Linked DNA regions of Homo sapiens: region 1 is linked to region 2. Evidence: chromatin loops called from intact Hi-C (ENCODE). Cell type or tissue: endothelial cell of umbilical vein. All regions are shown on one strand.

Evidence for each region. Hi-C counts contacts between places; a loop is a spot of excess contacts. Peaks named below come from ENCODE experiments on the same cell type or tissue, not always from the same donor. Only the 100,000 strongest peaks of a DNase experiment are listed, where the experiment ranks them.
Region 1: it touches region 2 in a loop (7-fold over the local background); 7 of 110 quality-filtered maps call a loop at or near these places.

Annotation. Positions count from the first base shown.
Region 1 is chr11:73,334,637-73,337,136 of GRCh38, forward strand. All of the region lies in intron 1 of ARHGEF17 (Rho guanine nucleotide exchange factor 17), which reads left to right. It overlaps LOC124902710 (a long non-coding RNA gene), which reads left to right. Exons shown (of 2, transcript XR_007062774.1): 2 at 1-2,500. Among named protein-coding and RNA genes, the nearest start is that of ARHGEF17-AS1, 27 kb to the left of the region's middle. In endothelial cell of umbilical vein, a CTCF peak has its summit at 1,009; DNase peaks (open chromatin) are centred at 95 and 965; H3K27ac peaks cover 926 bases.
Region 2 is chr11:72,830,081-72,832,580 of GRCh38, forward strand. It overlaps a transcript of ATG16L2 not described here. Among named protein-coding and RNA genes, the nearest start is that of ATG16L2, 17 kb to the left of the region's middle. In endothelial cell of umbilical vein, a CTCF peak has its summit at 1,556 (motif pointing right); a DNase peak (open chromatin) is centred at 1,601.

The DNA of each region.
Region 1 (2,500 bases), 500 kb after region 2:
TGGGGCTCTGGCTGAGGCTGACCTGGCCTTTCCCAGGGTGCCTGGCCCACAGCCCAGTGAGTCATCTTCTGCACCAGAGGCAGGACACCCCATCCCACCGACAACACATGACTGCAGCCCTTCCCCCTGCTCCTGGGTCTGAGGGAGGGAGAGAACAAGAGGGGCTGGAAACAGACCCTGGATAACTTCCGTTCCCACGATCCCAGCCCCCCTGCAGGCTGGGGAACTGGGTGGAGGATAGGGAAGGGATCCCTGCTTTCCAGTGCTCTGTGCAGGTCAGGAATCAGAGGCTGAACGGTGGTGGTCCTGGGCCACAGGGCCTGATTCCCTGAGCACTGGTCTGGTGCTGAGCCAGTGTTAGACATTTTGAATGAAATAACTTTTAGAGCTGGGAGAGGAGGGCCCCTGGAGGTCATCTCATTCATAGGTTTTAAGCCAGGGCTGGGACCACAGGCCAGGCCAGTATGTAGGCAGAAGTGTGCATAGGGGAAGGTGGGTGCATTTCCTGGGAGCCCTAAAGCAGGAGTTGCCAGATTTAGCAAGTCCTACCTACCCTAAGGCCTCATGGGATTACCAGTGGGGTCCTTCTCGACTGCCAAGGGCAGGGCAACCTCCCCTGCTCAGACTCAGATGTGGGACCCAGAAGATCTGGGTTCTGGTTTCTCTGCCTGTAAAATGGGGGTGACAGTCCCAGCCTCTTGGGCTGAGAGGATGATTGCATTCAAAGCTTCTGAGCTCCTAAGATGTTTTTCACATCTGTTGGGGGTCTGTCTATCCATCTACTTCTCAAGCCCCACCTCCTGCTTCCCGCTATTATCCATAATGAGAAACTTTTCCTTCCCAGCCTGGAAGGTCCAGCTGTATCTTCTTGAAATTGGGAGGGAGGGGGGCGGATCTCAGAGAAGAAAGAAAGGGAAAAAACCCACATTAAAAAAAAAACCCACCAGTTAAATTCAAACCACATGCACCACAGCCCCTGCCATGTGGGCCTCTGCTGCCACCTGTGGGCGTCTGGTGGAAGTGCAGTTCTTGGGGCTTCAGCTTCCTCACTGGAGCCATAGGCTTAATCCTGAAGCCTGAAATCAGGAAGGAAGGTCAAGCTGTCCATCCTCCACCTCTGAGCATGACCTCACCCCCACCACCTCTGCTGCCAGGAAGCCTGGTGGGGAATTTAGAATCCATCTACACCTTCCCTTCTCCCCCATTTGTTTACAGAGGGGGAAACTGAATCCCAGAGTGGAGAGGAATTTGGCTAAAGTTGCAAAGCAAGACAGTCAATAGATAAGTATTGTACACCTACTGTATGTCAAGAGACCTGGTCTCTGCTCTTATGGATCTTCTGGTTGTGGAAAGCAGGGAGCAGACATTGAGACCGTCCTATTTCCATCTAACTCCCAGCCATCCATGGAAGAGAATACAGCCTCCTACCTTCTCATTCAAGGTGCTCTGGGCTTGGCTTGACTTCTTGTTAATGTGCTCTGTGACCCTGGTGAGGTCACTCAGCTTCTCTGATATGCCAGTTACTTGGGGTCAAATCCCAGCTTTGCCACATCCTGACTTCATAACCTCAGGCAAGTTGCTTTGCTTCCTGGAGCCTTTGTTTCCTCATCTGTAAAATGGCCATAACAGGAATACATAACTCAGAGGACTGGTGTGAGGACTAAATGAGATAATACATGAGAAACAGTGCCTCACTAAACATTAGCCAGCTGTATACATGAGCTCCCACCAAGGATACAGTGAGCACACCTCATTCCCAGAGGTCTAGGAGGGGGCTGGGAGCGCAGTGGGTACGGGGGTCCCTTCTGGGCTAAGAGTGCACCAGCAAGGTTCAGCAGTTAGAAGTCGGGCCTGAGTCCCAGCATAAGGAATGAGGGCTACCACCTCCATCCTCCTTTCAGCCAGCAGGGACAGTTTCTGGAAGGAGTGGTGAGGTTGGAGTCCCAGCTGGACCCCTCTGGGGCAATAGATGAAATCTAGCCTGTGCAGAAATCATCCCCTTCCTTCATTTCTCCTGTCAGCATATGAAGGACCCTGGGTTCACATTCCGTCTCTTCCACTCACTGCCTGTGTGACCATGGCTCCTCCACCTCCCTGATCCTCAGTTTCCTCAGCTAGGCACTTCTCACTGAGAGTCATGCAGTGTGGTCGGATAGTGCTGGGCTGGAATTACCTTGAAGGCATCCTCACTCACAAATTGGTGATTAATGCTGGCATTTGGCTGGACCTCATCTGGCCTGTCAGCTGGCATACCTACACATGGCCCCTGCATGTGGCCTGGGCTTCCCCACAACGTGGAGGCTGGGTTTCAAGAATGAGCAAGCCAAGAGAGCAAGATGGAAGCACATGGCATTTTTATGACCTAGCTTTGGATGTCACATAGTATCATTTCTGCTGTGCTCTGTGGTCAAGGCAGTCACAAAGCTTTACCCAGCTTCAAAGGGAGGGGACCTGGACCTCGTCTTTCTGTGGGAAGAGTCAATACCACATTGTAAGAAGA
Region 2 (2,500 bases):
CAGGGTGGGGCAGAGCAAGGCCTCTGTGTGTCTGTGCCTGGGGGAGGGCAGCTGTGGGCCAGATCTGGGCCTGGGGCTTTGCTTACAAGGCAGAGCCCACAGGGCAGAGTTGGGGCAAACCAACTTCCTTTACCAACCTAGGACTGGGCACAGGCCTGTGGAGACGGTGTTGGTTAAATGGCAACACCTACACTCTGCTGACTCCCAGACCACTCACTACTTTTGGTCTAGCTGCCTCCTGGCCATCATCTCCCCTGCAAGTGACCCGTTCCTCCTGCACCCCATGTCCCTGGGACCTTGTGCTGCTGGTTCTAGTACTCCTCCACCCTCCTGCCACTGTGGGCCACCTTCTAGACCTGCAGTCTCCCCATCCAATCCTTTCCCTTACTATGGCCAGAGTGACTTTTGTTGTTGTTGTTGTTGCTTTTGAGACACACAAAAAACCTTAGTGCAGCCTCAAACTCCTGCAGCCTTAAACCCCTGGGTTTAAGCAATCCTCCCACCTGGTCTTCCCGAAGGGCTGGGATTACAGGTGCACAGCACCATGCTCGGCCCAACAGGGTGACTTTCTAGGGTGTCGTGTTCACAAGTCCAATCCTTTGGAGTTCCCCTGCTGCCTTCAGAGACCACCCGCAACCCCAGCATGAAATCTGGAGCCCTTTGGATGTGACCCTGCTGGCCTCTCAGCTTCATCTTCATTTCCTTGCTATTCATTCATTCATTTACTCATTTAGAGATGATGTCTCACTATGTTGCCCAGGCTGGTCTCAAACTCCTGTGCTCAAGTGGTCCTCCTGCCTTAGCCTCCCCAGTAGCTGGGCCTATAGGTGCATGCCACCGTGCCTGGCTATTTCCTTGCTATCATGAGTGCATCTCAGACATGCTTTTCTTTCTTCCCAGAATGTTCTCCTTCCCTCCCAGCCCCCAGTTCAAATTTTTCTTTCAGGATTCCCCTTCCTTCGCCTGCCAGGCTGGGTAGAGGCCTCCTCTGTCCCTGAGCTCCCCTTTTGTATCTGCCTCCTCCATTTTAAGTCAAGGAACTCTTGGAAGAGGCCAGGATGGGAATAGATTATTTCCTGGGATCAGGCCTGGCACAGAGAATGACTCAGGAAATGTTTATTAAGTGGTTAAATTCTCTTATTCAGGCTGGATGCGGTGGCTCACGCCTGTAATCCCAGCACTTTAGGAGGCCAAGGAGGGCAGATCACCTGAGGTCAAGAGTTCAAGACCAACCTGAGCAACATAGTGAAACCTTGTCTCTACTAAAAATACAAAATTAGTTGGGCATGGTGGCACATGCCTGTAATCCCAGCTACTTGGGAGGCTGAGGCAGGAGAATCACGGAACCCAGGAGGAGGAGGTTGCAGTGAGCTGAGAATGCGCCATTGCACTCTAGCCTGGGCAACGAGAGTGAAACTCCATCTCAACAACAACAAAATTCTCTTATTCAAGGACTCAGCCAGTCTAACGGTCTAAGAGCCTTGGGCTCCAACATTCTTCGATACTCAGCCTTCTACTCTGCCCCAGCCCTCATGCCCTGGCTCCCAGCAGCCACCAGGGGTCACCAGCTGCCTAGTCTACTGAGGCCATTCCCGTTTCCAGGGACACATGGCTGGGGAGACCGACACTCCTGTAGCCACCGTGACTGAGCCCTTAGGAGGTGCCAGGCCCTGCCCTGCACCCTTTCTGCAGCATTATTTGTTCCTCCCAACTACATTGCCATGTAGCTACCATGTTTCCCAGGTGAGAAAACTGAGCTCAGAGAAGCCCTGCAGCTGGACTGTGGCTGCATTACACATACTCTTTTTAAAGCAACGTGTTCAGACTCGCAGTTAGGCAGGGCTGCGGGGCATGCCCCCTCCCCCAGGGTGTGTGTGCCCCCTGCCTGCTACCACGGGGGTAGAGGTGTGATGCTAGCCTTGTGTCTAACCTGACTCCCTCCCTACATCTTCACCCTTTTCTATTCTGGGTCCTGAGCCTGGACGGTTAGTATCCCTTGAAGTGAGGGACATGCAGGGACACAGGAGTGAGGGAACTTGAATCTTGGGAGGCCAGCTGCGCCATTGCGTTTCTCCCTCATTTCACAGGGTTGTAGTGGAGACTGCTTAGAGAGCCCAGAGGAGGTGCTCAGGAAATGGTCTGACTGATCTCTGGGACAGTGAGCCCTTCTCTCCCCCAAAACCTTCCCTTCTACTTTATGGGCGTCAATCTTACCACACACGCTGCTGCCATCGGGTGGAGTTGCCTCTCTCAGGGAGCACATGTTCACCTTAACTTGCTTGGAGGTCCCCCTCCCAGTAGGAGGGGGTGCTTCCTGGAGGAACAAGTCTGTAAGGCCAGAAACAGGCCAAGGAGTTCCCGGGAATGAGGTAGGCAGGAGGAAGAGGAGCTCACAGACTGAGCAGAGGAGTTCAGAGGGGCATGTCAGCGGGAAGGCTGTTCCTCCCTCCAGCCTCTTCAGTCCCGTTCAGCAGAGAGGTGAAAATAGATGTTGACAGCT